4 separate regions of the Mus musculus genome follow, and all the other regions are linked to region 4. Evidence: chromatin loops called from intact Hi-C (ENCODE). Cell type or tissue: left cerebral cortex. All regions are shown on one strand. Links, peaks and the distances in the headings refer to the core of each region. The heading gives the core; the rest is flanking DNA. Region 1 holds the start of Galm (galactose mutarotase). Region 2 overlaps Galm (galactose mutarotase). Region 3 overlaps Galm (galactose mutarotase). Region 4 holds the start of Hnrnpll (heterogeneous nuclear ribonucleoprotein L-like).

Region 1 (7,970 bases), core at 1,237-6,236, 65 kb after region 4:
AAAGAACTCTACCTCTTGTGGACTTGGTGGAGTCTCCCCAGTATTCCTGGGTTTTAGATATAGGTAGTTTTCCTCTGAACCTAAATATAACAAATTCGAGTTTTGGGGGGATTGGGTTTTTTTGTTTTTGTTTTTTTTTTTAGAGTGTGTGTGTGTGTGTGTGTGTGTGTGTGTGTGTATGGTGTGTGGTGTGTGTGAAAATATCGAGTCTGGTATCTGTTGCAAGACAGTTTCTTCTACATGTGACACCCATGAAATCTTGACAAATGACTGCCTAAGTTAGACCTGCATAATGATAGCACCAGTTGACATGTTAATGTGGATGAGAACTATTTTAGAAGGCCTCTGATGTGTCTATAAAAAGATAAAGAGATATAAGGGGATACTTTCTATGGGGGGTGTGAGGTATGGGGGAAGGGATGTCTCAACGGGCCATGCCAAGGCATCCCTTCTCCCTGAGGGGCCAGCCACACCATGGTATAGTATAGAATAGAGTTTACTCAGGGCATGGAGAGGGGAGTTTAGAGGGTAGCAGAGGGGGGGAGAGAGAGAGAGAGAGAGAAGAGGAGAGGAGAGGAGAGGAGAGGAGAGGAGAGGAGAGGAGAAGAGAAGAGAAGAGAAGAGAAGAGAAGAGAAGAGAAGAGAAGAGAAGAGAAGAGAAGAGAAGAGAAGAGAAGAGAAGAGAAGTAGAGGTCGGGGTACCATTCTTTGTGGAGAGAGGGGGAAGGGAATGGGGAAGGGAGGCAGGAAGGGAAAAGTCCAAGAGGGCAAGAGAGAAGCAAGAGAGCAAGAGGCAAGAGAGAGGAGGGGCAAGCAGCCCCTTTTATAGTGGATCGGCCTACCTGACTGTTGCCAGGTAACTGTGGGGCAGAGCATACCTGGCTATTGCCAGGTAACAGTGGGGTGGAGCTTAGACAGAATGCTAACAGCCTCATCCCTAGATGAAGAGCTACAGGCAACCAATCAATGGGTGCTAAAGGAGGAGAATCAGCTTCTGCAGGGAGAGCATCCCTAATAAATGACCCAGTCCCAAGTGATCAGCCCTAAATACATGTCCACACAAACAACAGTAACTAGACTCGGTAGGTTACGTACATATAATGTATATATGTGACTAATAATTTTAAAAGCTGAAGCCATGAATTTGTGAGAGAGTGAGGGACATGGGAAGGGTTAGGGGAAGTTGAAGGGGCGGGAATAACATAAATCTAATACTTATGTATGAAGTGCTCCAAAAATTAAGATAATAAAATTGAGTCTTGTAATGAATGAGTCCTGTGTGACAGGAGGCGTGCCAACAATAAACAGCGCAGGAGCCTGGACTTTGTGGGGGGAGGGAGGGGGAGGAGGAGGGGAAGAAAGAGAAGGAGAGAGAGAAAACAGGGAACAGATCAACCTGGTGGAAGAGTACCGCCTCCGGTGTCTTTCCAGATAGACTAAGAGTTTCCTATTGCAGCTGCCTGTCAATAGCTTAAGGCTTCAGAGTCACCTTTGTGAGTTCTGGAGCTGAGGTCCTGGGTGCAGTACATCCTGAAGTTTTTGTATCATGAAGAACCCAGGGTCCATGAGCTCACATATCCTCAGGCCTCTGGCTTGTTTAGAGGACTATGCCCCCACTGAAAAGGAGCAAGCCTTATTCTTTGTTTTTTTTGTTTTGTTTTGTTTTGTTTTTTGTTTTTTGTTTTTCAAGACAGGGTTTCTCTGTGTAGTCCTGGCTGTCCTGGAACTCACTCTGTAGACCAGGCTGGCCTCGAACTCAGAAATCCACCTGCCTCTGCCTCCCAAGTGCTGGGATTAAAGGCATGCGCCACCACTGCCGGACTCAAGCCTTATTCTTTAACTGTTCAGCCTGGCACCTTTGCTAAGGTTTGGTCTGTTGCTATGCATTGTAATGCTAAATTCTATACCTGAAGGTCTAGGCCTGCCAGTGACTTCTCCTGTTTATAAGCTTTTGTTGTGCAAACTTTGTTCCTTGATTTTAAACTATTGGTTAAATAAAATTGGCTACAGGCAATTATTGGAGGAGTTAGCGGTAGTGAGGCTGGAGGAGGAAGAACAAGGAAGACAGAGGAAGCCACCATTAGAGGAGGTGGACCGTGAACACATGGCCAGGAGAAACAGCCTGGGGTACACCGCTGGGGAGGTAGCCAGGCCAGCAGTTAGAAGAGTAGATTAGGGGTTAAACCCCTCTTTCCCCAGAAATTGTCAAAACCAAATAAAATAACCACAGTCTGAGTTTCATTTTGTAAGGATCCTTGATTTGTTGAAGAATGATATCCCAACTCAAATAGTACATAAACACAATATATAATAGTGTTTGTTAGGCCGGGCGTGGTGGCGCACGCCTTTAATCCCAGCACTCGGGAGGCAGAGGCAGGCGGATTTCTGAGTTCGAGGACAGCCAGGGCTATACAGAGAAACCCTGTCTCGAAAAAGAACCAAAAAAAAAAAAAATAGTGTTTGTTAAATAACACTAGTGTTATATATAATAGTATATAAAACACAAAGTGTTTTATTCTGCAGAAGTTAAGTCCAGTGTGCTGGGGGCTCCCATTACCAAGATAGAGTGTTGTGGGATGCCCTGGTACTATTTGTATTCTAATGTTAACTCTGCTTCCTCAAGAGGGGCTGCCCCTAAGAGGAGGAGATCATATACTCAGGTAATTTCATGTGAACATTCTCCCTGTTTTAACTAGTCAAGTAAAGGCTACAGCCTGTGATTGGTCCCTGGAAGGGAAAGGTGGGGCTAGAGGTTTTAGAGAGTTGGAGAAGAGCAGGGATGAGGGAGGAAGAAGACAGAGCAAGAGGATGTGGAAGGAAGATGGAGCAGAACCACATGGCACAGAGAAGCCACAAGTGGCAAGGGAATCTCAGCTGGGGAATAGAGTAGTGTAGTGGTAATCTGCCCAATTTAGGCATGCAGCTTATACATTTTGTAACTGAGTTATGTTTTTGCTTGGGCTTATTGGGGTTGGAGATTTACCACAATAGAGACACCGTGAAGTGAGCTTGCAGGCTTGAGCTATTGCACCTTAGAGGAATTCCAGGGGAAGTGACCTCTATCTTAATCTGTTGAGTCCATCTCTCGGGACATTCCAGAACCATTAATGGGGCACGGGGTCTGGAAACTGCTGCTGACCCATTTTCCTTGCCTCGGGCCATGTGGCTTGGGCAGCTTCTGATAGCTCGGCAGTTTCTAACTAGCTGTCTGAAGCCTGGTTTTTGTTTGTTTGTTTGGTTGGTTGGTTGGTTGGTTTGGTTTGGTTTTCTGGTAACTGACTTGCTTGGGCTTGCCTGGACTTTCCCAGCTCTTAGGCATAGTCCTGAACTGCCAATCTGAAGCCTGTCATGGAATCAGCCCAGCCTTCTTAATTTATTTGTAAACTAGTTGGGGATGAGTTTGAATTGGTTGTATTACACACCTCTGCTCTGGTTGAGAAAGAAGCTAAGTAACTCTTCTTACAAAAATATCACCACAGTCTGTACTATTTAACTTAACCCCCAGGATTTATCCAAAAAGCAAAATTAAATAGCTGGTAGTATTTAACAATGGTTCATTCCTCCATTGCTGCTTTGATGTTGACCTCCTTGCAGACAGTGATCATGAACACTGCTGTCGATTAAGGCTCTGCATGTAGAATAATGATGTGAGGTTAAGAAAATGGACTGTTTGGTTAAAAAAGGAGCAAGGTTTGCAGCTCACACAAGGTAGTCTTGTTTACCATTCTAAATACTTCAAAGCCACAGGGAAAGAAAATCAAGACCCGTACCCTGTACATCTTAGGGAAATATGGTACACTTCATGCGCCAAGTTAAGCAATAGGAACGTCTCTGGTTACACTTGGTGCTAGCCACCCAAGGTGTCTTTCTTCCCTTGGCAGCATGAGCTTGGCAGAACACTGAGAACTGGAGGCTGAGAAATAAAAACTGTGGTCTTCCCACTCACAGAAGAGGGTTCTCAGGCATCGTTGCTAGCACAGTGTTGTTGAAAGGGCCTGTGTATAAGTCAGGCACACACGGTAAGTGGGCTGAGGAGACTTGCAGAGTCTGTAAGAGTGTGTGATGAGCAGTGTACAAGAGTGCCTTTGGGTTATTGTGTGAGGGGACGCACAGTCTGTAATTTGACTTGTTTGGGTCTTTTTGATATTAGATATTGTACTTTAATAAAGCCTGCTGCAAGCTCTTTTTCTTTCCTATCAGAGTTTCCCGAATTTCGAGAGGGATAATTGAGGCTTTGTAGCATGAATGCTTAAGATTCCTTCATATTTCACAGTCAGAAACGAGTGAGACAGTTGTTTATTGGCATTTGATTACAGGAACATGAGCTCAGTTCTCCTGTTTTTCTAACCACAGATGCGTTTCCACCCTCACCGTGTCTAAATCAAGACCAGAAATACAGATAGACTGAGTTATACACGTCTTTAGGCTCCCAGACCTCTTCTTCCTAGAGCCAGAATCCATCTAGAGCTGTAGATTAAGCAATGAAAGACTGAGGTATTTTAATCTCATGATCTTACTGAGGATCCTAATAACACTTTCCTAATCCTAGGCCAACAAAGGAGAAACGTCAGACTTAGCCATCAAACCTTCAGTTTCTTTAAATCTAGTCCCAGATAATCCACACCAGAATGGCCCAAGAGATGATGAAAAGTAGGTAAAGGAGCGGGCCTCCAAGCCTGCCCACCAGATGTGTTTCTTCAGAGCCCATTAGGGACAAGAGAGAACCTTTTCAGAAAGGAGGAAAGGAGAGAAAGAGAGAGAGAGAGAGAGAGAGAGAGAGAGAGAGAGAGAGAGAGAGAGGAGAGAGAGAGAGAGAGAGAGAGAGAGAGAGAGAGAGAGAGAGAGAGAGAGAGAGAGAGAGAGAGAGAGAGAGAGAGAGAGAGAAGAGGAGAGGAGAGAGAGAGACTTTTTTTGACCCCCTAAAGATGCCTTACGCGCGCGCACCTGCGCAAAATAAAGTTGGTTCGTTTTAAACTACATGCCCCAAGATGCAATTGCAATTTTCTTAAAGACTACTATTCCCGACATGCACTGCAGTCAGGGTTAGAGAAGGAAAAGACCAGCAAACTCAACTGGAAAGTTTGCTTCTCAGTTACCTCGGATAAAGGAAAAATTTTAAAAAGGCATCGGAGCATTTTCCCCGACCCCAGGAGTGGTCAACTGTTTAAATCCAGGCAATAAAGGGGAGGAGTTAGTCTGAGTTCCTCCCCTTCTCCCGGGAACTTTATCTTTCCAAACGTGATCCAGGCTAGAGTTTGAACAGCAAGGAGAAGCTGCACACCCTGAACTTTCCCAATGGTTTCGGTGACCAGAACCGTGTTTGGAGAGCTGCCCTCGGGGGGAGGGACAGTGGAGAAATTCCAGCTTCGGTCAGACCAGCTGAGTGTGGACATCATCTCATGGGGCTGCACGATCACTGCTCTGCAGGTCAAAGACAGGCAGGGGAAAGCCTCAGACGTGGTGCTTGGCTTTGCGGAATTGGAAGGTGGGTCGCGTCCTGCCCAGGACTGCTAAACGGTTTGGCCTGTCAAACAGGCCCGCACACACTCCTGATCCTGTGTACACTGGGTTCTTCCAGTCACTCACGGGACCTGACTGAGGTCCCCAAGCTTGGAGCAGTCTTACTTGGAAGCGCGTGAACGGGCTCATGTAAGCCACTTAACAGGATTTTGAGGTTGGAAAAAAAAACCGGATCTAATCCAAATAGCTGTAGGACTTGGCCCCCCTTAGTCAGACTTTGTCACTGTTCACGAGGAAGTCAGCTGAGAAAGACCAACTCCCTGGAATGAGCTTAGAACTGTGGGGCACAGGGCGGTTTGCATGTATTCCTCGCTTGTGGTTTTCTGAGGAATGAAAATCAAAGACGGACGGGCGCCTGCTACTATCTCCCTTCTTTCTCTTGTCAAATCTTCTCTGAGGGCTCCTTGAGCAGAAATGCTTTAGAATTTAGGACTGATGTAAACCCATCAGATTGCTTGGCTGTTGTGGTCAATGTAGGTAGGGCACAATGTCCTTCATCTGCTCAGAAACATGTTCTCAATGAAAGGGGTAGAAATAAGGCCTCCTAAGACGTGGACATAGTCATCAGGATCAGCTGCGCAATTCGCAGCATGTCTTTTTGTTTTTGTTTGTCTGTTTTGTTTGTGTTTGTGGGGTTTTTTTGTTTTGTTTTGTTTTGTTTTGTTTTAAATGGACAGGGCCTCGTTCTGCCTAAGCTGTCCTGGAGCAAGAGCCAGCCGTTTCATCTTGATCCACGCATAGGTTTTATCTTAATTTATGCATTTACAGCTCTGTTAATGCAGTGGACTCAACAAGATAGACAAAGGTCATTTTCAACTTGCAGTTTACGGAGGGGGGGGGAGGGCGGGGCGCGGAGCTCAGACTTTAGCTCAATAGTTACATAATTAAATCATTGGATTGCGGTTTGATTTGCAGCAGGAGAAAAAATTATATCTTGCCATTCCTTAGCATTGCACGTAACCAGACAGAAAACAAACCCTGAAGTAAAATGGGCAAATGGAAAGAGAATGAATTCGCTCTGCTCAGTAATGGGTGTAAACAAACTTTGTACCACAAAAGGGGATTTGAGGTTTTCCTTGTGGTTCCTTTTCTACCTAACTGGTTCTTCATATGTTTAACCTGGCTCTTCATTTGGGATCAACAGGAAAACCCTGTCTTATTTACTTTTTTTTTTTTACTTGTCCCTTAGGCAATTAATGTGCCCCCCCCCCATCTTGTCAAAACGCATTATAAGAGGATTGCTGAGTTTTATGTTCTCTTCTTGGCTGGCTGTCTTTATGTCTTTGTTGTCCTGGAGCCTCCACAGCCCTGAAGATTATTATTTTTCCCCCAGCAGAATTTCTTTGGTAACTTAATTGAGAAGGCTGTTTGTTATAAGAGACAGGCTGGTGGGAAGGTGTGGAGACTTGGCTCCTCATTCTATATTCAGACAGGTGATGGAGAAAGTTTTAGAAACTACAGAGTCACTCCTCTATGCTAGGAAAATAGCCCCTTTGTGGGCTGAAATAAAATCGCCAAGAGATTATTTACAGTGGAGTGGAGGGGGAATCTGATATGAGGCCTAGAACTCCAGAACCAGGAAGAGATTAGAGGTAGCAGGTGGGAACCTGCTCTTTTCATCTGTCTCTGCCTCACTGGGCATGCAGAGGGGCACAACCCACCACCCTACAGCGACCAGAGACATACCAACCACCCTCACTCCAGGCCACTTTCAGTTTGGAGGTAAGAGTCCGGGAGACCTGAGCTAAAATCTCAAGATGTCTTTGAAGTCATTATGAAATGTGAGCTGAGGTGACATCCCACCCAGGTAGCACCAGTTTTCCTTACAGGCACGGAAGTAATAATTGTGAAGCTATTCATTGTCGTCCGGGTGCCTGTTGGAGGCTTAGTGAACAGATTATCCTATTCACAAAAACTCTAGACAAAAGGCGCCAACTCTTAGGCCTTTACTAGCGCCCCAGCCGGTCTCTTGTTGAGCTACCTGGTGACTGAGAAGGCTCTGGAGCCTGGAGCCGTGGCTCTCACTCTGTGAGTCTAGACTCCTTTGTGGGTTCCATGTCAGATAACCTATATGTCACATATTTAAATTATGATTAAATGTAGTAGCAAAATTACAGTTATGAAGTAGCAACGGAATAATTTTGTGCTGGGGAGGGGTGGTCACCATAACATGAGAGATTATCTTAAAGGGTCCCAGCCTTAGGAAGGTTGAGCATCGCCAGCCTATGGCTTCACCCAATCAAAGCTTTTAAAATCTTCTTGGTGCTGTGTGAAGACGGACATTTTCATTCCTGTGCTGTGATTTGAATACTGAAAAGCTACTTTAAAAGGCGAGAAAGCACCATTGCATACACTAGCAAGATTTTGTTGAAAGGACCCAGATGTAGCTGTCTCTTGTGAGACTATGCCGGGGCCTAGCAAACACAGAAGTGGATGCTCACAGTCAGCTA
Region 2 (7,970 bases), core at 1,975-6,974, 110 kb after region 4:
TGGTTTTTTTTTTCAAGATGAGGGGGGAGAGGGGGGTCTCACATGTAGACCAAGCTGGCCTCAAACTCACAGAGATCCTCCTGCCTCTTCCTCCTGAGTGCTAGGATTAAAAGTGTGTGCCACTATGGCGGCTCCTTGCCGCTGTCTTAAATGGTCTGTTAATGCAGCCATGCCTTCGAGTCAGCCAAGAGAACTCTGGTCCTTGACAACCAGGTCTGGAAAATCTGAAGAGCTGAACTCTAACATCCTGGCCCATTTCCAAAACTCTGAAAGACCACGTGGGATGTTAGCCAAAATGTTCTGGACTCGTGACCTTGTGTCTGGAAATCTTATGACAGAATGTTAGGGATCCAGAAGCTCCTGAGAGCCCGTGGCAGATCCTGTGTGAACCGGTCATGCCCTCTGGGTCTGCACTGAGACTTCTTATCTTCCCCACCCACCCCCACCAAACCCCCACCTTACGGTAATGGCAGTCTATGGCTGCCTTCCTGGGTAGAAGACAGCCTTCTGGGAAGGGCAATCATGTTTTCCTGTGCAGGAATTTCACCTTGCCCAGTTCATCATGGCTGTACTTCTAGATTCCAGCTAGCAGGTGAGCTAAAGGAGGGCAGTGGCACACCAAGAAAATCAGTGTCCCCCAAATTCCACCAGAGAAACAATAGCAGTGAATGGCTCCAAATAGAGTGGCTGCTGTTTCTGCTTGATGAAATGCGTGGCCTTCACTGGTCCATCAGCTCACGTCAGGATTCAGGCTTGGGCACTCAGACATAGGATAGGGCTGGCAAGCACATGGTCCACTCTGCAGGTAGAAACCACGTGTCAGCCCTGCAAATCTGGAGACAGGCCCTCCAGCTCCCATTACTTCTTTGTCCAGTTTCCATCTCCAGGTGATAATAACAGTTACCTACTGTGTGCCAGGTACTATGTCAGACCTAGAGGAGCAATGTGAAACCATCTGGTTAAGTTCTGCCTACACTGGGACCATGCAACACTGTGTAGCACAGGCTGTGTCCTCAATCAAGAGAGGCTACAGCCACAGAAGGACAGGCAAGGCTGAGGAGATGGCTTGATGGGTAAGAGCACTGGCTGCTCTTCCAGAGGACCCAGGTTCCATTCCCAGCACCCGAGTAGTAGCTCACGACTGTCTGTAATTCTAGTTTCAGGGAATCTGTTGCCCCTTTCTGTCCTCTGCAGGCACTGCACAGATATGATGGTCAGACATACATGCAGGCAGAGCACGTATCTGACCCGCAGACATGCATGCAGACACATAAAAATAAAGCACAAATGAAATTAAAGCCAGGCATGGTGGTACACATCTGTAACCCCAGCACTCTGGAAACTGAGGCAGGAGGATTACTGAAAGTTTGATACATAGCAAATTCAGGGCAGCTCCGGATGCATAATAGCAATAGCCTGTATCTAGATAGGGAGATGATAGATAATGATAGATAGATAGATAGATAGATAGATAGATAGATAGATAGATAGATAGATGATAGGAAAAAGCCTAGCAAGATGGGTGTAGGCATTTGTCACCAAGCCAGATAGCCTGAGTTCGAGCCCTGGAGTCTACATGGTGGAAGGAGAGACCTGACTCTTGACATTTTTCCTCTGAATTCCACATGCTCACTGTGGCATGCATGTGTCTACACTCATATACTCAATGTATATCGCACACATACACACGCACAACCAGCCAAACAACCAAACAAACAAAGCAAGCAGTGGCAGTAAAGCTGCTTGTTCTAGGCCAGGTCTAAACAGTACGCGAAAAGGTCACAGAGGACCCAGGGACCTTTCCTGATGGCAGTGGTGCTTCCCAAGGGGACACATTTCTGAGGACCTTTCCACAGAATGATCCAAGAACAGCTTTGTGAGCCTCCAAAATACCTCCCAAAGCTCCCTGTGTTCCCTGCCAGAAACACATCACCCACTGCTTCAAGACTGGCGAACATAAGCCAGCCTGCTGGAAACTTGGCAGGAAGATAGCGCAGAGGAAAGCACTCGGCCAGGCTCCGTGTGCTTCCTGTGAGAACTGCAGGCTCACGTCATGTGAATTTGTCATGATGGAAGCTATTTGCTAGAGCTCTGATCACTACCCACAGAGTTCTGATTTAACACTCGTGCCTTCCCCTCCTACAGGTCTGACAAGGGTGGGCAGAGCTCCTCAGAGTCCTTTATTCCAAAGAGGATGAATCATTGCAGCAGAGGCTGGGCTTAGTTTACAGAGCAACCTCAGGTTCATATGGTGCCCACTGCCTTCCATACTACCTAAGACTGGGCCGTTCTTAGAGAACGGAGCCCTGGAGGAGCTCCCAGGGAGTAGAAGAATCTAATGGGGGCTCGAGGTGTGGTAGACGTTAATACTTCCAGTGTTAACTGAGCACGGGGGGAGGCTATTTTTGAGAAGTTTTTTAGTGTCTCAGAATCTACAAATAAAGAGAGTGAAGAAGCCAAAGCGTGGAACACTGAAGTAGGATGGACTTTTTAAGTCAGACAAGGCAAGGACTCGAGTGACAAGTTTTTTAAATATATAATTTATTTTTATTTTATTGCACTGATGTTTTGCCTGCATGTTTGTCTGTGTGGAGGTGTCAGAGCTCTTGGAACTAGATATTACAGACAGATGCACTAGAATTACCGCCATGTGGGTATTGGGAATTAAACCAGGATCCTCTGGAAGAGCAGTCAACGCTCTTAACGGCTGAGCTGTCTTTCCAGCCCCGTAGAGTGGAAATTTTAAGCTGTTCACTTGCTGGCTCATGCTCTTCCAGGGTCAGCACCAGAGAACAGGGTTCTGCTTGCACATTAGACCTCATGGAGGTCTTTGGAGTGTTTGAATCCAGGAGACCGACTTCACACCATTGTCAGCTTAGAAATACCGTCTCACAATATTGTAAGAGTGGGGCTTGACTGGAGACAGAGACCAGTTGAAAGCTACTTAATATCCAAGTGAGAATTAAGGGGGACCTAAGGCAGGGGTCAGCTAGAAGAAGGGGATTTTATATTTAGGAGGTAAAATCAGGTGGCTGGGGCTGGAGAGTTAGTTCAATTGAATGCTTATTGACCTGAGTTCCAGCCCCAGAACCCACATACAAACTGGGTGTTAGTAGAACATGCCTATAGACCCCACACTTAGGAGGTAGAGACAGTGGGCTCCCTGGAGCTCTCTGGTCAGCCAGCCTAGACAAATCTGCAAACTGCAGATCAGTGAGAGACCCTGTCTCAAAAAACCAAGATGGGCTGGACGGTGGTGGGAAGATGGCCAGGCAGAGAGCAGAGGAGAATCTGTCCCAGCTAACCCCACCTGATAGCGTGATCAGGGCAGAAGCCAGTTTGTGTCAGAGAGTGTGGGCCTGTGAGCTGTTATCAGCTAAGGTAACTTGAACACAGAATCCTTGAGGCCTGGGGGCTGGGGGTGGGGTCTGTCTATCCTCAACAGCTTATGAGAAAGGGAAGAGGCAGGGAAGAGGGGAGAGGGTGTCACGGAGAGGTTGGGTACCACTCAAGGTAGAAAGGTTTTAAGGGAGAGGGAAACTGACTTGAGAACTGAAATGGTTGTGGGAGAACTTGGGGAATCCAAATGATGAATGTGAATAGCCTCAGTCTGTGAATTTTCTCCTGGTTCTTTCAGAAGTCTGGACAAAGAACGTGGATTGGCCCACAGTTAGGGTTTCTGTCAGATCCAAGGGCAGGAGGTCAGAGTGTTAGACAGGTCAAGAAAGGTCACTAAGCCAGTAGCTTAGGCTGTAGACAATGGGTCTTTCATAAGTATCAAAGGATGTGAAGGATGGTAGGATACATAGTAAGAAAATACGGTGACACCAGGGACCTGGCGGTCTCTGGAGAAGATCAGACCTATCTGGAACCTCACACCTGCGGTACAGCCAGAAGGCATGAAGGCCACAGCTGGGCAGAGAGCCACGGCAGAGTGAACTTCTTAACTAATGGCAAATCCCTGTGTTCAGTGCTGATGGCCATCTAAGATGGAAAAACACTGTCAGGAAATGCCTTATGTGGGTTAACCATGAAGAATTGCCCTCTCATCTGAAAGTGACCTGCGGCTCAGCTCAGCTCTTCCTGCTGTGGATGTCACGTCATATCTGGAAGCGACACCCTCCTTCCTTTGAGTCAGAGTCAAAAAAATCAGAAAGCCCTCAGTGGAGTGAGAAAGAGATTGGGGAGAGCGGGACCCACCCACATGGTATCGGAATGACATCATCAACACAACCAGACAGCAGAGGAAAAGTGCAGAGGAGTGCTGAGACCGAGGGGTCTGTGAAATGTTTCCAAAATGCTACCTCTACAGGAAAGTCCCAAGGTGCTTTTCCTTGTTGGCTGCTGGAATGAAGTAAGAATTCCCACCCAGGGTGTCACCTTTCATTATCATCCTCTTTATGTCGCTTCCTAAAATAATAACTGCCATTCAGGAGATGACTTAACCAAGATGGCTTAATTAGATATCAGACGAATACCTGTGCCCAGGAGCCCCATTACTGCAGGCCTCCTCATGCAAATCTTTCTGGCTATTCCCAACCTGACTAGCTAAAGAGACAGACGTAATTGGAGCAGCTGGGCTGTAAGCACAGCTGGGCCGTCCCCATGGAGACCAGAATTCTGCTCGGGAGTGCTTCCTGTTGCCAGCTTTTCTTCCCTCTATCTTTTTTTTTCCCGTTGTGTAGCAGCGCCTCAGTGCTCAGGTCTGTGCATACCAATCACTGGGGAGGTCGTTAAATACAGATTCTGCCTCCGCATTCTCTGATTGAGCTACTGGGTCCGTGATTCTCACAAGCCCGTAGGTGAGGCATGTTCTGCTGCTGCTGGTGGTCCTTGAGTCTCCTTCCAAGCAGCTATCAACAAAGCTCCAGCTAGCCTGCAGGAGCGTATGTTGCTTTCTCATTTTGGCACCATTTCTCCCCTTCTGTTGCTCTCCCCAGCTCCTCTATGGTCTCCAGTGGACAGTAGCTCCCTGTGTTCTCCCTCCTCCCTCTAGCACGCCATTCGTGGGCTCCATCACTAAACGTGTGTTCCTCAAGTCAGTCTTCAGCTAATGGCTTTCAGCCAGCGGTTTCCTTAAATCAGGCTAGCTGAAAGTTCTATTAAGACACAAATGGGTGGGGATGAAGCTCAGTTGGTTGAATGCCACAGAGCATGAATGAGGTCTCTGGGCCATCCTCGGTACTGCATAAAACCAATCGTGGTGGCCACACCCATGACCTCAGCACAGGTGGTAGAGGCAGGCTTAGAAAAGGTCAGCCTTCTCAGCTGTACAAGCTCAAGGGCAGCCTGGGCGATATGAGACGCTGTCTCAAAATTAAAAGTTTTAAAAGAAAGAAGAAAAAAATAACCCAATATCACAGAGTATTCCGCAAGTCGACACCCAGCTTCGCTGCTTTTGTCTCACACCCCAGTAATCCTGGGGTGTCACAGCTGGAAGGCATCACATCTGGATCCCAGAGCTCAGCAGCAGCTGGGTGTCCCTGGGGAAGGATATCACCTTGCTCATTGTCCACCGGGTCAAAGTATTGAAAAGGCTTTTCATTTTTCTTCCTTTTGGTTTCTCAAGACAGGGTTTCTCTGTTTTAGCCCTGGCTGTCCTGGAACTCAATCTGTGGACCAGGATGGCCTTGAACTCAAGAGATCCACCTCTGCCTCCCGAGTAAGTGTAGCTGGGAGTAAGTGTTTACACCACTACCGCCTGGCTTTTTTTTCTTTTTTTAATATTTATTTAAATTTGGTTCTGGAGAGAGTCTTATTGTATAGTTCCAACTGGCCTTGAACATGCTACTTAAACCAAGCTGGCCTATGCAGGGTGACGGTGGCAAAGGACTTTAATCAGGAGGCAGAAGCAAATAGATCTGAGTCTAAGGCTAACCTGGTCTACAGAGCAAGTTCCAGGACAGCCAGAGCCACACAGGGAGACTCTGTCTTAAAAAACAAAACCAGGCTGGCCCCAAACTTGAAGAGATCTGCCTGTCTCTACCCCGACCCCCCATCCCCGAGTGTGAGGTTAAATATGTATATGCCTGGCACGCTGGTATCACAGATACGCTATACCACATCCTGGCTGTTGTTTTCTTTGCTTACTTATTTTGAAGCTGTCTCATATACCCCAGGCTAGATGACTAGTCTACCAGCTGAGTGCTTCCTAACCCCTGAACAACCCTTTCAAATAAGTATCACCGGGTGCTTCATTTGAGGAAGCTGAGAACTCAGGAGGCACACACGTGGTACACAGACAAACAGACAGGCAAGAGATACCTGTACACAGAAAAATAAAATTCAATTATTAGACTGTTTCAAAAATAAAATTGCAGGCCTGAGGTGGATATAAAAATATATACTTTCTTTTTTTTTTTTTCCAGACAGGGGTTCTCTGTATAACCTCGGCCTGGAATTCAGAGATCCTCTTGCCTCTGCCTCCTGAGTTAAAGACAAGTGCCATCACCACCACCACCTGTCAAATCTGAGGCAGGAAGTTGATAAATTGGAGTTGAAGACAGCCTGTGCTACATACTGACTTATTACCTCAAAAAGTTTTTAAAGTGAGTGGGTGGTGAGATGGCTCAATGGTTGAAAGCACTTGTTGCCTTTGTAGAAGACCCAGGTGTGGCTTCCAGGACCTACATGATGGCTTACAACCATCTGTAACCCCAGTTCCAGGGGATCTGACTGCCCTTTGACCTCCATTGGCACCAGGCACACATGTGGTGCACACATATGGGTGCAAGGAAAACACTTATAGAATAAAAATCTTTTTGACAATTATTTTCTAAAAAAACAATGGTTCAGTCCTGACCACTCCTTCTGTGGAGTCTGCCTGCCGGATGGGAAGCAGGATGCTCCAGGGAACTGGGGTTAACACTCTCAGTGATGATGACTTCTGATACCCACCGAAATCCAGGGGTACGCACCTAGTCTCTGCAGCCCCACTTGGCCCTATTTTGGGAGTTGTCATTAGGAACGAGTCCTGCTTTCTTCAATTCTTCACTGCCCTGCTATTTCTGAAAACTGTTGATTTGCTCACACTGACTGAAGCATCTCCGCCTTTGTGTGTTTGTTGTACGCGCTGATAGAAAAGGGAGGGGTTATAATGTTGCAGGAGGCCCTGGTATGGTATCTGGACTCTTTGCTGAATTGCTGTTAAGAGGAAATCAGCCAGTATACTCCTGACTGGCTCCCTGACCAGTGCCTGGCAATGTAACTGCAGCGTTCCACCTGTGAGTTTTGGCATCCAATAAGGGGAGGGCAGCATGCTCTGTGATACTTCGTTGGATAGGAAGTCTGTCTTCTGTAGCCTGCAGGTCAGGGATCTTAAACAAGGGAGGTGTACCTGGGCTTAGGACGTTCTCGGGGAACTTCTGTGTGTGCACATGCACTGTACTGGAGAGAAACTCTGTAACTCCTCCAGTATTCCTAAGAGAATTCATGACTCGACACACAGTTTAAAACCCATTATTCTAAATGATTAAATAATGAAGACTGAAAAGTGAAAAACAGAACAGAAATATCCTATTCTAAAATGAAACTGGTCATGCTCTGACAGTCTTCTCTCAGCGCATATGTGTGCACACATGTATGTAACAAACAAAACAAGCTAAGTGTGTGCCAAGTAGATGCCCGTATTAGCGCTATCTTATAAATGGGGAAATTGAAGTCTGTGCTAGGGCGGGCAGGGGATGCATGCATGCCACAGCATATATGTACAGCACAATGCTATTAAACACACACACACAGAGAAAGCATACAACTATTTCATTGTGGCCCATTTTTGATCAAGAGTTCATAAGAAGCAAGTTACCATCTACCTCCTTGTTTCTTGTGTCTGTAACTTTCATTTTTTCAAAATCTTTTTTTTTGTTTGTTTGTTTTTTCAAGACAGGGTTTCTCTGTGTAGCCCTGGCTGTCCTGGAACTCACTCTGTAGACCAGGCTGGCCTCGAACTCAGAAATCCGTCTGCCTCTGCC
Region 3 (7,970 bases), core at 2,038-7,037, 87 kb after region 4:
ACTTGTCTAGCATGTACAAGGCCTTGGGTTCTAACATCAAAATAATAATAGTAAGGAATGAAATGTCTATGTACCCAATAGAAAGCGGTTGGTTAAGTTTTTGATTTTGAAGATAGTATCTCATGGAGCCCAGGCTGGTCTTGAACTCCTGAAGAGCTGAGCAATACCCTGGACTCTTGATCCTCTTGCCTTGGCCTTCCATGCATTGAGGGTACAGCCAGGCATTACCATGGATTTGTGTGGTTCTAGAAATTAAACACAGGGCCGTATGCATGCTGGGCAAGCGCTCTACCTATGGAGCTACATTCCCAGCCCCAAGGTTATCTTTAAATATTATAAGTAGGTTTTGATGTCTTATATTTGTCAGACTGAAACTCTAGGATTAAAATATACCTGAAAGCCAGGTGGTGGTGGTTTTCGCCTCTAATCCCAGCATTCTGGAGGTATAGACAGGTGGATCTCAGAGTTCAAGGCCAGCCTGGTCTAAAGAGTGAGTTCCAGGACAGCCATGGCTACAGAGAGAAGCCCTGTATCCCAAAAAACAAACAAACAAACAAACAAACAAACAAAAAACCAGAAAGAAAGAAAAAACAAATCAAAGGAAAAACAAAACAAAAGAAAACATAGACACATAAATTTAAAGTTAGGAGAAGAAGATATAGGAAATTCAAGAAGATAAAGAGGAAAGTGTTTTCTCTCAAAAGCCTTCTCTTTGTGTATGAAACAGTTTTAGATGAGTTCAGCTCTGGGCTGTTATTCAGGAGACTTTATTTCTTTATAACCAACCCCCTTTCCAGACTCTGCTCTTTAAATATTGAAATGTGGCATTTCAATGGGAACTTCAGTGACTAAGCATCTCCAAACATTTCTTCCTAGGTCCTCTGGACCCCTCAGGTGTTGACCAATGGCGTCCAGTTCTTTCGAGTCAGTCCAGATGGTGAGGAAGGCTACCCTGGAGAGCTGAAAGTCTGGGTGACATATACCCTGGATGGTGGGGAGCTTGTAATCAACTACAGAGCACAGGCCAGCCAGACCACTCCAGTTAATCTGACCAACCATTCTTATTTCAACCTAGCAGGCCAGGTAAGTGAACTTATTCTCTCCTACTGTAACCAGAGTGCTAGAACGATGACCAAGGGGTGTGGCTGGAGAGACCAGCCCATCTTGGAGATGAACTTATGCTCTTGGTGATCAAGAGGGCCCAGCGTAGTATCTGGCTTTAAATAGATGTTCAGTAAAACTCCCTCGTCTTAGAGGATGAGGGAGTGAAATGTCATCCTGCCAAGAGAGTGAGGCAGCTGTCTCCGACGCTGACAAGTGACTAGTGTTTTCACGAATTCCCTTTCATCTTGTTGACATTTGCTCTCCTTGTTCTTCTGCTTCCTCTGGAATTCCTCCCATCTTGGCATTAGAAATGAGCTTGTTTGCCTCAGCCCCTCTAAAAATGCCAGAGGTAGTGTGTGTGTGCCGGCTGTGCATCCTGCAGCCTCTCCCAGGACTTCTGGTTGTCAGTCTTGTCCTGTGTGGTAGATTCAGTGACAAGGGCATTGGGCTTGCATTTAGAAGACCTGGCTTTTAGATGATGAGACACAGTCTCAGTTTCAAAATAGTAGCTAACTTTGTCGGTGGCACTTTATAAAGTTGTGGGTAAAAATATTGAAACCATCCTAGTAGCAGGACCCTGAATGATTATCGGAGAGTTGTGTAGAACCACTTGATAGTCTCTTCCCTCAGTTAGCAACCCCCTGCAAGCTGAATCATGACCTCCTAATTGTTTAGCCTGTTAAAGAGGCTGTCCCATGGTTCAATAAGATGTGGAGCCAAACTGCAGATTCTATCTCTATGACTTCCTCCTCATCTCAGGAAATCAGCTTATCTGATCACTTCAATCACACTGGCACTATTTCCTGCGAGCTGGTGGTCATGACCAGCTGGCAATGGCTTCCATTTTCACCCTTTATTGGTTTTTGCTGCTGGAAGTTTCCTAAAATAGCAGGTAACTGGTTCTTACAGAATCTCCAAATTTCAGAATAACAAATACGACTCTTTTTCATCTTTGATTTTCATCAACCAGTTCTTGGTTGTTGTTTTTGTTTGTTTGTTTTTGTTTTCCAGGAGGGTTTCATTTCATAGATGTTGTTCAGGGTCCTGCTACTAGGATGGTTTCAATATTTTTACCCACAACTTCATAAAGTGCTGCCAACAAAGTTTAGCTACTATTTTGAAACTGAGACCATGTCTTGTAATCTAAAAGCTCAGGTCTTCTAAATGCAAGTCCAGGCTGGTCTGGGACTCACAGCCATCCTCCTGCCTCAGTTTCTCAGATGTTTGGGTTACAGGTGTGAGCCTCCATCCCCATCTTCTAGATTTAATGAATAGAATTTTCTATTTATTATTTCTGTTGGGGACCTCAGGTGGGGGTGGGGAAATCCTGTTTCTCAGAGAATGGAAAAGTCATGAAGGCTGCAGGTGGCTTTTGCTTTTCTCTTTCTGTCCCAGCCTATGCCTATTGCAAAACTCAGGGAACATGTTTTCTATTGAGACTTTGCCTAAAGAGTCATGAAAACACATCAGGGAGGGTTTGAGATGGAAAGCAAGCAGCGTGGTCCCGGTGTGACTCCGTAGATGTGCCTGCCGTCAAGGACCCAGTTTCTTCCATCTATCCTTTTTCCTTTTGTCTTAGTTACTTTTTATTACTCTGGAAAGATACCATGGCCAAGGCAACTTGTAGAAGAAAGAGTCTGTTGGGGGTTGGGGCACAGTTTCAGAAGGTGAGTCCATGGCCATCGTGACTGGGAGCATGGCAGCAGCCATGTAGACATGGCCCGGGTCCACCAGCAGAAAGCAGAAGGCAAGAACCAACTGGGAACAGTTATGACTTTGGAAACCTCAAAGCCCACCTCCTGTAGTAACACCTCCTCCAACAAGGCTGCAGCTCCTTATCCTTCCCAAACAGTTCTCCGAACTCGGACCCAAGCATTCAAGGCTATGTGTCTATGTGGGCCATTCTCATCTAGAGCACCGCCCCTTCCTTGCTGTTTAGGCTTTTTGTTCTCAGACTTGCTCTCTTGTAGTCACAGAATGGCTGCGTAGCCCCAGAAGTCTCATCCTTGTATACACATCTCCACAGATAAAACAGGACTTCTTCCCTTGCGCATCCGTACTATTCCTTTCCTAAGAACAACAGAACATTGTCCAGCAGCATCCCCACAGGATTTGCTCCGCTCATCAGCCAAAAGTGTGGCCCATGCCCTACCTAACCCAACTGCGAGGGCTCCTCTTATCTGAGTATATTAACTAGCCTACATTGGTCAGCAAGTCTAGTTTCTTCCGGGAGAAAGGGAGACAATGGAGAGGAGTTGCTGTGTCTCTCCGGTAGAAATCTCTTGTCTGTTCCCTCCTGCAAGCGTTGTTAGGAGATGAATTAGGCAGTAGTCATATCGCTATATCCAAAGGTCTTTAAGGACCACGCTAGTCATAATGGACTAAGCGTGCAAATGGTATAATGACAACAAGCAACAGTCAAAGGAAATTACCAGGAAAAAAAAAATGAATTCAGAGATCAGTTTCAAGGTCTGTGTGGGAACCAGTGTTTCGTGACAAGTTTTCATCAGCCTGGGAAGGAACTGATTCTGATAGTAATCTTCCACCAGTCTAGACCACTGCATTTTCCAAACCAGAAGACACAGAAGAAATGCGTTTCCTTCTCTTTAGTGAAGAACTGTCTGGGCTGTTCAGAGAACAGGCTCCCGATACAATTGCCTCTCCTTGCCCTTCATCTCGGACACATCCATTTATTTGCTGTATGGTTTTTATGTTGGTTTTCTTCCTGCCTTCGTGCTTAATGAAAGAAAGAAAAAGCCAGTCAAGGAAATTCTGTAGCAGCTTTGCCAGTCGTGAAAGCAAGTGGGGATAAGGCACATGTTCATCCGCGGGAGAAGTGTGTAAAGTCAGGCAGTGCTATAGGACCAAGCCACTGATCTGGCGAACTTGGGCACACTCAAGAGCATTGCGTTGTGAAGTAGGAGGAAGCCACCGAAGAATGCCCACTGAGGGGTGCCATTCCTGTGAAGTTCCAGAACGGAAGAAATCAGTCCGTAGCCATAGAAACCAAAACCGTGCTCTGGTTATAAGTAGGGATGTTATCTCTTTTGATGGAGTGGCAGCCGAGAGGCGTGCTCCCGGAAGAAGAGAGTAAAGAGCTGGACACAGGCTGGGCTGGGAGCCAGGCTGGGAGTCCAGAGAGTGGGCGTCTCCACCCGGCTTCCCTTGCTGAGTGAGGTTAGCAGGGCTGCGTCTCTCCAGACTCGTGTTCAGAGGTGGTGGAAGAGGCAGTGAGCTTGGCTCTGTGTTTTGGGACTCTCAGCTCTGTGGAAAGACTGTTGCTCCTGATCTAGTGCCTTTAAGGCTTCATACCCAGTCACCCACGCTAACTCAGCGGCCTCCAGCCTTATAATGAAACCCATTTCTGCTGCGTTAGACACAGTCTCCCGAGTCTCTGAACTCTGGCCTCTCTTCTCAGAGTGACTCATTTGATTGTGCAGCCTTTGTCTTTCGGGATCTGCTGAACTTCACTAAGGGTTTTACACAATTGGTGCTAACATTTTGGGGGGGTGATGATTCTTGGTGGTAGCGGGGGTTCTGTGCTGGTAGGATGTTTGACAGCCTCCTTGGTCTCTTCCAGTTTAGAAGACAGCAAGCAGCGCTGTTTCCAGGCGTTGCAGATGACCCTCTCTAGGGCAAAACCCTTGGTTTCCCTGATTTCTGAGCAATCATAAAGGCGGAAGCCCACACTTGCCTTCTCTTCCCTATTTTCCACTGTGTGGCCCTAAGATACTGAAAAATAAAATTGCTCGTATGTTTGCATATTATAAAAGGATTTTCCAATTTACAAACAGCACATCACCTTAATAACCCGTACCTCAGAAGGGCCCCGGGGAAAAGTGTCTCCCAAAGCAAGTAAGTTTCCAGAGACTTTGTGATTTCCCTAGGGACACCCATCAAGAGCCAGAACTGAGTCAACCCTGGGCCTTCTGACCACTGACCCGGGCTTCCTAGACCAGTTGGTTCCGCCCCAAAGAATAAACTCCCAGAAGCAGGGACTGCAGTTCTGACTCCCTGTTGCATGACAGGGAGTATGTCGTCCTGTGGATAGGAGCTAGGCCAGGGAAGAGTGACAGATGGCTTTCTCTGAACTTGAAGCAGTCCCTGGCTATGCAAGACTTGTGTACCCTCCACCCCCCCCCCCTTCTTTTTATCTTGTATGTGAGAGAGTCGCATGCTAAGGTCACTTTTTTGTGTTGAAAATTGTATTTATGTACATGTACATATAGATACACACATGCTTGCTGAGGACCACGTATGGAGGTCTGAGGACAGCTTACTGGAGTCTATTCTCTCCTTCTACCCTGTGGGTCCTCAGGACAGGCTTGGCAATGAGTTCCTTTACCCACTGAGCCACCTCCACCACTCTACAGTTGTCAATAGCTATATAGAGATTCTCTCTACCTACTCTTAAGTGATCTTATTAATCATAGCCATTGGTCAGCTGTCAATGCTTGAAGACATTTTTGCAGAAGATATAAAGTGAATATGTAAAATAAAACCCAGTAGCCGGGCGTGGTACACAATTTTTGTTTGTTTGTTTGTTTGTTTTATCAAGACAGGGTTTCTCTGTGTAGTCCTGGCTGTCCTAGAACTCACTCTGTAGACCAGGTTGGCCTCAAACTCAGAAATCCTCCTGCCTCTGCCTCCCAAGTGCTGGGATTAAAGGTGTGTGCCACCACTGCCCGGCTGTGGTACATATTTTTAATCCCAGCACTCAGAAGGCAGGGTTGGGTGGATCTCTGTTAGTTTGAGGCCAGCCTGGTCTGCATAGTGAGTTCCAAAACATCAGGACTACTTAGAGAGACCCTTTCTCAATCGTCACCCCGGCCCCAAAAAAGACCCAAGTAGCCCATCTTCTTTTTCTCTTTTCCTATCCAGGGCTCCCCAAATATATATGACCATGAAGTCACCATTGCAGCAGATGCATATTTGCCCGTGGATGAAACTCTGATTCCAACAGGTCAGTGGGTTTAAACTATTCTGTTGTGCAGAACCATGGTTCCCAGCTTCAGAAAGGTTGTTACTGTGTGCTCTGTTCCCATGTTTGCCTTTGCTAGGTGAAGTCCTAGTAAAAGTGGTAGTTTAGTTAACTAGCATGCTAATGTCAGTCTTCTCGATATTTGTACCGCGTTTATACAAGAAGTTAATGGTAAGAGGGGGGTTGATGAAAGGTGTAATACAGATACATTCGTTTTTACCCTCATTGCTGTAAATTCAAAAATTCAAAGTGAAAAAAATCATATGAGAAATGGCTTCACTTTACTGGATATCGGGTCTTACGCTAGGAAAGAGTGTGTGTGTGTGTGTGTGTGTGTGTGTGTGTGTGTGTGTGTTCTCTAACAGTGGCTTTGTGTTTACTCTTGCAAATTTAAAGTCTTTACAAGGGTATTGGGCAGGATGAGTGTCTTAGTTACTGTTCTATTGCCGTGAGGAGACACCATGACCAAGGCAACCTATCAAAGAAAACATTGAATTGGGGGTTTGCTTATGGTTTCAGAGAGTGAGCCCATGACCACCATGATGGACGGAGTAGCAGCAGACAGCCATGGTGCTGCAGTCATAGTGAGAGTTTACCTCTCATCCACTTGGAGCAAGGCAGGGAGCCGGGAGGAAGAAAGGAAGGAAGGAGAGAGGGAAGGAGGGAAGGGGAAGAGAGGGAAGGAAGAAAGGAAGGAGAGAGGGAAGGAGGGAAGGGGAAAAGAGGGAAGGAAGAAAGGAAGGAAGGAGAGAGGGAAGGAAGGAAGGGGAAGAGAGGGAAGGAAGAAAGGAAGGAAGGAGAGAGGGAAGGAGGGAAGGGGAAAAGAGGGAAGGAAGAAAGGAAGGAAGGAGAGAGGGAAGGAGGGAAGGGGGAAGAGAGGGAAGGAAGAAAGGAAGGAAGGAGAGAGGGAAGGAGGGAAGGGGAAAAGAGGGAAGGAAGAAAGGAAGGAAGGAGAGAGGGAAGGAGGGAAGGGGGAAGAGAGGGAAGGAAGAAAGGAAGGAAGGAGAGAGGGAAGGAGGGAAGGGGGAAGAGAGGGAAGGAAGAAAGGAAGGAAGGAGAGAGGGAAGGAGGGAAGGGGAAAAGAGGGAAGGAAGAAAGGAAGGAAGGAGAGAGGGAAGGAGGGAAGGGGGAAGAGAGGGAAGGAAGAAAGGAAGGAAGGAGAGAGGGAAGGAGGGAGGGGAGGAAGAAGGGGGGACAGAGATAGGGAGGGAAAGGGAGGGGAAAGGGAGGGGGCAGTGTGGGCTTTTGGAACCTCAAAGCCTACCCCCAGTGACACACTGCCTCCAACAATACCTCCTAATCTTGCCCAACAAGTTCCACTGACTGGGGATCAAGCCTTCAAAGCTCTGAGCCTATGGGGCCATTGTCATTCAGCCCACTGTAGGAAGGGGAGGGGCCCGTGAGATGGCTTAGTAGGTAAAGGTGCAGACTGTTGCAAGCCCTGAGTTTGGTCTCCGGAACCCACGTAGACATGGGAGGAAAGATCTGATTTCACAAAGTAGTCCTCGGACCTTCACACACAGGCCATGGTTCATGTCCACCCATACGTGTATCAAACATGCACATACATACACAGTAATAAAGTTTAAAGAATTTACAAGGAAAGAAGGTAAGTATAGGGGCCGACATACTGAGCAGTGTTAGCAGCAGGAACTCGATAGGGATGGGAATTTCATAAAGACAGTGGCTGTAAAATTAACTGGAGGCTGTACATGGGCACACACATTTGATCTCTGCACTCAGAAGGTAGAGGCCGGGAGATCTCTGTGTTACAGGCCAGCCGGGCTTCCTAGTGAGGCTCCTTCTCAACAACAACAAACAAACCGAAACTTACCTGGGGAAGATGCTTTCAGAACTCCCGTGTCGCCTGTGGATTCCACACCTT
Region 4 (7,636 bases), core at 1-5,000:
ACACTTGAGACTACTGCTACCACTTACTCAGGCTCTTCTTTAAACTTAGTTATTAAATCAAGAAAAGTCAAGAGTATGAATCCTTTAAATCTTACTTTTCACTTCACAAATTTCCAATTAGAGTTAAAAAGATAGTTCATTACTGTACCTAATCTGCATTTATTCTAACAGTTTGACTACAGATGTACTTATTTCTTCTATAGGCTAAGGACCACTTACGTTGAGCTAAACTCTTCAATTAAATGAAAACTGTATTTCAACATGATGAAGTACTAGACTCTATACCTTAATTATATACAATGTTTCATAGCTGCAATGATTTCAAAATGGTACTGAAAATTTCAAGGAAAAAATTTTGAAAAGGGGGGGGTTCAAGAGATGGCTCAGAACTAATTAATGCAGCTTTTTTTAAAAAAAGATTTTATTTATTTTTTTGTATGTGAGTACACTAGCTATCTTCAGACACACCAAAAGAAACGTCAGATCTCATTACAGATGGTTGTGAGCCACCATGTGGTTGCTGGGAATTGAACTCAGGACCTGTGGAAGAGCAGTAAGTGCTCTTAGCCACTGAGCCATCTCTCCAGCTCTAATGCAGCTTTTAAATGTCCATTACAGGTGGCTCACAACCATCTGTAATGAGATCTGACACCCTCTTCTGGTGTGTCTGAAGATAGCTAGTGTACTAACATACATAAAATAAATAAAATTTTTTTTAAAAGCTGCATGAATTAGTTAACTTCAGCTTCACGTAAGGAAAGCACGTACAGTCCAACGTTCATATTTTACAGACTAAGAAATCTTTCTCGAGGTCACAAAAACTGTATGCTAAGACTAGACTCCTGACCAACCATGTCCAATGCCAGCCACTTCCACTGCTTGACTTACGTTACTCACTAGCATTCAAAAATAATGTTAACTATTTTTGAAACAAAATTTGTGTGTGTGTGAACACACACATACACACACACACACACACATATATATATATATATTTATATATATATAAATGTGTGTGTGTGTGTGTGTGTGAGCACACCAAGTAGTTCATATACAAGTCAGAGGACAATGTCTACCATGTGGGCTCTGGCAACTGAAACTGTAGGTTTTCAGGCGTTAGCAAGCACTCTTCCCCACTGAGCCATCCATCTCTCCTGCCAACTGCTTTAAGAATCTTTCCAAGACACTTAAGAGTCATTTTATAGTGTTGCACAAACAACCAAGGCTTTTGGCAAAAGAACCAAGGCCTTTGGCAAAACATCTTTTGTAACATTCCTATTTCTAAATCTTACAATATTTGATTATGATCTTAAGAATCTCTAAGAAAATCATCTCCTATATTCATACTTCCAAGTTATATTCTGAGGATCTCAAAAAGCTTGACAGAAAAATCCAAATAACTGCAAGGAACCAATGCTGACCTTGACCAGAAGGCCAAGAACCAGCTGTGTCCGTAAAGTGACAACAAGAAAAAAAGACTCCTTTAAAAAAAAGATATGGTCAAATTTATCCATCACATTTTACTTTTCTAATTATCCGAATTTTTACATAAAAATTCCCACTGGGCCAGTGAGGTGGCTCAGGTGGTGAATGTCTGCCAGGACTCACAGGATGGAAGTAGCTGTGTCCTTTGACCTCCACACTCGCCTGCATGCTCCAAAGCACACAACACAAATGAATGTAATTTTTTATTATTATTACTCAAACAGGAGCTGAAGAAAGAGCTCATCCAAAAAGCACACAGTGCTCTTGCAAAGACAGCCCAAGAGCTTGACTCCCAGCACTCGAATCTGGTGAGTCGCAATGAAACTACCTGTAACTCTACCTCTAAGGAACACTAAAACCTTACTAGGCTGCCATGGGTACTTGTTATGAACCCATACATGTAACTTTTTTTTTATTTAAGCTAGACCAACAAAAATTCGAACTTTAGAAAGATAAGCGGCTTCTGATTAAAAAGGGTTGGAACACCTTAATTTTTGGAAGGTGTGCATAACTTCGTCAACTTCTGCTAAGATTTGATCTCAAATGTATTAAGTGTTTAAATAATATCTTAAGTCGTCAAGACCGTTTAAAGGCCCCCAAAAGAGTCAAAACCGTTCGGATTGGTTTGTTTCCTTAAAGTCTCCATGGAACTGAAGTTGTGGGTTGCGCTGTCCACATTCCTCCAGCCTCCAGCTAAACGTTTCTGATAAAGGAGGACTCGAGGAATGTGTGACTGAATTCCCACAGCTCTGCATTCATTTCCTTCTGTGGGGGACAAACTTGAAGTACATTATGAATGAAGAACTCTCGTCATCTGAACGCCTTTTATTTGACAGCAGGGACAGACACACACACACACACTTAGATCACCGGCCCACTCATTTCTGTAACAAGAAAACTTATCTTGGCCATTGCCTGGCCTGAATGAACCCCATGCCCACAAAGCCTTTTCTATAGAAAGATATTAAACTAGCGAGGGCTAAACTACGGGGAGAGCACGAGGGCGCAATTTGTCATTGCATCGCGGTTCCCACGGAGACGAGGCCACGAGAGCCTTCCCGTTATGGTTGCCCAGCGTGAGGATGATGCGGGTCGGGGAGGCCGGGTCCCCAGCACAGCCTCGGAGCCGGAGTTGCTCAACTAACAAAGAGCGGATCCCGCCGAGGGCGCGCGGCGCAGCCTCCCGGAGCGGAAGCGACACCCGCCCGCCCCCGCCGCCCCCACCCCGCTACCCTCCCCAAGTTCAGGGCCCGGACTCCGGGAGGCCCGGCACCCCAAGCCCACCCAAAGCCGGCATTCGGGATTCGGGGATCGTGGGCAATAAAGGAAAGAATCAGTCCGAGTCGCCAGCTACGCGCTCGGCGTGCACGCAGCGGCAAAGGCGGCCAGGCCGAACCCCCGCCGCCGGGCCCTGCTGGAGGGACGCGGCGCGGCGCCGCGCTTTGTTACCGTGGACAGGGGCATGCTCCGAGGGCCACCGCCGCTGCCACCTTCGTCGCCGCCGCTCCCTCCCTCATCGCCGTCGCCTTCGTCGCCTTCTTCTCCACCTTCGCCTTCCTCGCCGTCGCCGCCGCCGCCGCTGCCTCCGTCTCCGTCGCCTCCGTCGCCGCCGCCGCTGTCGCTATCGCTCCCCGCCTGAGGCGTCGCTTCCTGGCGATTCTCGCTCTCCTCGGCCGAGTAGACGATCTCTCCCTCCTCGGTCTTGAGGCGCTTGGCCTGGCTCTCGAACTCCCGGTCCTCCTCGTACGTCTCCTCCTTGGGGGAGGAGGAGGAGGAGGAGGACATGGCGGCGGCGGTGGAGACGGCGCGGGAGACGGGCCTCAGATGTCGCTGATCGGTCCCCGCCGCGGGCTGCGCCTCCTCGGCGCGGGTCTGAGCTGGCCCGGCGTCCTCCGCGGCGCGCTCCAGGAGCCCGTGACTGAGAAGGGAGCGCGGGCTGAGGGGACGCTTCCCTTTATCTCTCAGCCAGCCTCCAGCCTCTCCCTCCGCCAGCTTCGCGGCTCCCAGCCCCGGGGGGGACGCGAAAGTAAGGATGGGGCCGGGCCGTGGCTTCCGGTCTTCCCTCCTCCCTGATCCGCTCCCCGCCGCTCAGGCGGAGCCTCCACCCCGCCTTGACTGCCGCCGGGCGGGATGGGATCCAGGGCCCGAGAGTTTCCGCCCCCTTGCCGAACTTCCGCCTCCTATTGGAAGAGCGAAAGTCGATCTGGCTTCCAATTGGCTGGAAGAACTGCTCGTCAGAATCCCAGCCTGGACTCTCGCTGGGCTCCGGTCGGGACCGTGCAACGCCCGCTGCGCGCGGTTCCGCAGCGGTTGCAGCCCCGTGGCGGTTAGCGCTGTTAGGCCCTGGCCGCCGCTGAGATACCGGGTGAATGTGAGGAGCCGGCGATGCGTTCGGCAGAGTCGGGGCTGTGGGTGTTAACCGCCTTCCCGCTAATTTGAATGCTTTTCTTCTTCATTTTAAAAAGATGAGGGAGACCTGGAGAATCTTTAAAAAGATGAGGGAAACCTGGAGAATCTCCGCGCACCTAACCACACACAGCCCCCGAAAGCGCGTGGACTCTGCGCCACTAACTAAACAGAACAACCGTTAGCTGTTACTGACTGTGGCGAGCCAGCGAGATGATGCACACAGGTCTGCGCAGGGCATAGGTGACCTGCAAACCGGACCTATTGCTGCAGACATACCTATCCAAGTCCCTGCTGCAGTTACATATTCTCAACCTTCCTCTAAAACCCCTATTCTCACTGTTCTGAATGATCGTCTTCATTTTCCAAAATAGGAAACTCTCACAATCCTGTTCGTTTCCAGCCCACAACTCACTTCCTCTGTGAAGCCTAAAGACTGTTTTAAGGTTTTTAGCTGTTTCTATTTGCAAAAGGCCTTTGAATAACTAAAGGTGTTGTTTTAAAACAAAACAAAACTGGACGTGCTTAAGGGCAGGTACTGTGTTCATTTTTATAATCTAGTTCCAGTACAGTTCACCCCAACCCAATCCACCCCCGAATGGATTTCAGTGACCAACTTACTGGGTTGAAATTATGGTGTCTAGCTAGCAAGAAACCCACCGCGCCCTAAGTGCCCTGTTACTTTAAGCCTTGGAAAACTAAGATTCGTTCTGCGCACTTGTTTTGAACCTCTTCCTTTCCCAGTTGTGGGTTGTTCCCTCCTCTAGCCTGTTTTTTTTCCCCCAAAGGCATTTCTTCCCCCAGAAAGATGTGTGATCGTTCTTTTAACATATGTTGCTTTCTCCTTTATACTTTGCGTCGCTTGTCATTTTAGAATCCTAAGGAATCTAAGCGTTTCTGCAAACTGTACCACTGTGTGTGAGAGAGAGAGAGAGGCCGCTTGCAGAACTGAAAATTAGAAATATGTCTTTAAAATTAAGATAAGACTGACGTGTACCGAAGAAATATCAAAGAAGGAATTGCAGAGCTGGGGACAGATAAGGAAACGTCCTGAGCGAGAGCAACTGCATCCGCAGTCAGAAAAACACTGCACCAGTTTTGCCCAAAAGTTTTTGTCTGAGTCAGATGCTCCATACAAATTGACAGTGCAAAAGTTTCTGTGCAAGAAAGTTCAGGTACAAAAGTTTTAAAAGCTAAGATCTAAAAGGCGTAGGTTTAGGGCTGGAGAGGTGGCTCAGCAGAGGCGGTGCAGCCCTCAGGGAAGCATAGGAGCTTCCCGGTGCTCTTCCTAGGGATCCGATGCTCTCCCTTCTGACACCTTCATAGTCACCATGTCACTGAGCAGTGTTCTGCAGGGACTGTCAAGATGGCCGCACCTGTCAAAATGGTGGCATCAGTTAAAACAAAGTGGGTGGGGGGAAAAAGCACCAATCACTGAGCAGGAAAACCAGCCAATCCCTGAACTCCCTAAGATCAAGACTTGAAATCCTACCAATCCTGACTCTGGAAGTCTCCACCCTCCTAAGAAATCCTCTATGTGCCTGCCTTTTGTCCAATCCCCGGCTGTCCTCTCCCCAGGAGCAAAGAGGGCAGCCACCTCTGGACTCCTCTCTCCTCCCCCTGGATTCGACCTTCCAATAAATGTCTTTTATGAGATGTGCTTCCTGCTATGACTCTTTCATCGGAAGAGGGCAAGAAACAAGAGAACAAGGGAAGGATGCAAAGAAGCAGAGTGTGGCTGGCTGGGACTCCTGAGCCCCTCAGGTCAGCACGGGAGATGCTTCTCTAAGAGCTGCACTGCCTCTGCTGACTTCCTCTCAGCTGTGTGGTTCCTGAGCTCCTGTTTCTAGGGATGCCCTTTCACTGGGCTGCCTTCTCCCCTCAGAGCTGTGTGGTTCCTGGTCTATCTGAGCAGGAAGGCCAACACACCACGCATCCATGTTGTACACAGACATACATCCAGGCAAAACACAGATAAAATAAATGAATACATCTAAAAAATAAGTTTAAAAGCCTAGTTATCTTTAGCCTTTCTGTCCTTATTTATGTATGTATGTGAATATGTAGGTATTTATTTTGTAGGAGCCTTAACTGGCCTGTAACTTTGTAGTTCAGTCCCTGCCTCCCTAGTCCTGGGATTAAAGCAAGCAGTACTAGTCCTCTCTTTGCCCATTTTATAGTAGTTTCAGTATCAAAGACCAGGAAAGAAGGATAAATTAATTATAGCTTGTTTGCCAGAGAAATTTTCTTCTGGTGAAGTGTATAGTTCCCAACATATTTTTATTTCAAATCGTGGAGAGCTGGAAATGAAGCCACTGGCATGTGGTGGGCCCTGGGCTTGAGTGCCCAGACTACATTTTTTTTTTTTTTTAATTAAAGATGGCAATGTAGAATTGGGAAATTAAATGTTTTGATTGTTTTTCTTTAAGATGGTTGTGCATGCCTTAATCCTAGCACTCAGGAGCCAGTGGCAGGCAGATCTCCTTGAATTCAAGGCCAACCTGGTCTAAATTCCAGGACAGCCAGAGCTATGTAGAAAGACCCTGTCTCAAACAAAATAAGATAGAGTTTATTGTTTTAGAGAGTTTGACTACTTAAATATACTGTGCTGTCCTCAAACACACAATCTTCCTTGCTTTGCCTGTTAACTACCATGCCTGGCTGTTTTGGATTTGCATACAAAAGGTGAATTTAACAAATTATATTCACGTAGGTTTATTGGGATTTATGTAAATTTTCTAAATACTTGTTAAAACATTTTCAATTTTCAAAGCCCTTAAAGCCAAATTAAAATGCAGTTCTCATGCTAAATAGAAGTTACCTTTAAAAATTATAGTAAATTCTATAGCTGCAATTTACTGTTGGGGGTGAATTAAATTTCCATATACAAATTAAAATGGTTAATCTATAATCTATTCACACTTCCCAGAATTATACTGTTGGTATAAATTAGAGAATGAATTACTATCAAGATAAGCAACTATAAATTAGGTCTACATGTTCATTGTAGTAACATCACAGTCATTAAATCATTTTCATTAATAAGTAGCCCTGGCTCTGGAATCTGACTCCTTGGGTTCCAGTCCTAGAGAGAGAGCCAGGTTCATTTTTGTGTGTGTTTTCTTTTTCTTGTTTTTGTTTTTGTTTTTGAGATAAAGTTTCTCTGTGTAGCCTTGGCTATCCTAGAACTCATTATGTAAACCAGGCTGGCCTTGAACCCAGAGAGATCAGCCTGCCTCTGCCTCCTAAGTGCTGGAATTAAAGGCGTAGGCCACCACTGCCTAGCTAAGAACCATGTTCTTAACTGCACCTCTAGAGCAGGATTTTTGTTTTGTCTTATGCTTGTCTGAAACTGCTTAATTACAGAATGGACAGAGACATAATAATGCCTCTGATAAAGAGTTTGTGACAGAATTTAACAACATGACCCTTTCAGTAGTTAGCACATGGAATGGCATATAAGTGGTGATCATTATTGCATGTGAATAATTATATAAATATACACACACACATGCTTGTATCACTCAGGTATGTACTTGATTGTAAGGTTTAAAAATTGGGGTCAAATTGTCCAAATTTAATTGTAATGCCCTCATTTGGGAGACTGAGGCATGATCTCATGTTTGAGGCCAACCCTTCGCTACTACAAACACAGAGTCCCTGTCACAGAATGCATACAAACCAAGTGAGAATGCAAGAACAACCTCCTAGCTTTCTAGCATCCTTATCACCTAGAATGTCTTTA

The links. Peaks named below come from ENCODE experiments on the same cell type or tissue, not always from the same donor. Only the 100,000 strongest peaks of a DNase experiment are listed, where the experiment ranks them.
Region 1: a loop joins it to region 4, with 2.8 times the contacts of the local background. A loop is called at or near these places in 15 of 42 quality-filtered maps.
Region 2: it touches region 4 in a loop (4-fold over the local background); 15 of 42 quality-filtered maps call a loop at or near these places.
Region 3: a loop joins it to region 4, with 5 times the contacts of the local background. A loop is called at or near these places in 3 of 42 quality-filtered maps.

What each region holds. Positions count from the first base shown.
Region 1 is chr17:80,122,421-80,130,390 of GRCm38, forward strand. It overlaps Galm (galactose mutarotase), which reads left to right and starts at 5,051. Exons shown (of 7, transcript NM_176963.4): 1 at 5,051-5,485. The coding sequence starts at 5,296. In left cerebral cortex, for the core only: no CTCF peak of the experiment used is centred there; DNase peaks (open chromatin) are centred at 3,949, 4,321, 4,582 and 5,000; H3K4me3 peaks cover 1,063 bases; H3K27ac peaks cover 1,639 bases.
Region 2 is chr17:80,163,927-80,171,896 of GRCm38, forward strand. All of the region lies in intron 4 of Galm (galactose mutarotase), which reads left to right. Among named protein-coding and RNA genes, the nearest start is that of Gm51284, 27 kb to the right of the region's middle. In left cerebral cortex, for the core only: a CTCF peak has its summit at 2,004; DNase peaks (open chromatin) are centred at 2,046, 2,572, 4,197 and 4,688; H3K4me3 peaks cover 774 bases; H3K27ac peaks cover 3,398 bases.
Region 3 is chr17:80,144,104-80,152,073 of GRCm38, forward strand. It overlaps Galm (galactose mutarotase), which reads left to right. Exons shown (of 7, transcript NM_176963.4): 3 at 877-1,083; 4 at 5,986-6,067. Among named protein-coding and RNA genes, the nearest start is that of Galm, 21 kb to the left of the region's middle. In left cerebral cortex, for the core only: a CTCF peak has its summit at 4,077; a DNase peak (open chromatin) is centred at 4,174; H3K4me3 peaks cover 711 bases; H3K27ac peaks cover 860 bases.
Region 4 is chr17:80,058,723-80,066,358 of GRCm38, forward strand. It overlaps Hnrnpll (heterogeneous nuclear ribonucleoprotein L-like), which reads right to left and starts at 3,546. Exons shown (of 13, transcript NM_144802.4): 1 at 2,935-3,546. The coding sequence starts at 3,270. It overlaps 4933407O12Rik, which reads left to right and starts at 3,500. Exons shown (of 2, transcript XM_006525248.3): 1 at 3,500-3,850; 2 at 3,951-4,740. The coding sequence starts at 3,518. The coding sequence ends at 4,076. In left cerebral cortex, for the core only: CTCF peaks have their summits at 636 (motif pointing left) and 2,886; DNase peaks (open chromatin) are centred at 1,162, 1,675, 2,280, 2,511 and 2 more places; H3K4me3 peaks cover 4,531 bases; H3K27ac peaks cover 2,881 bases.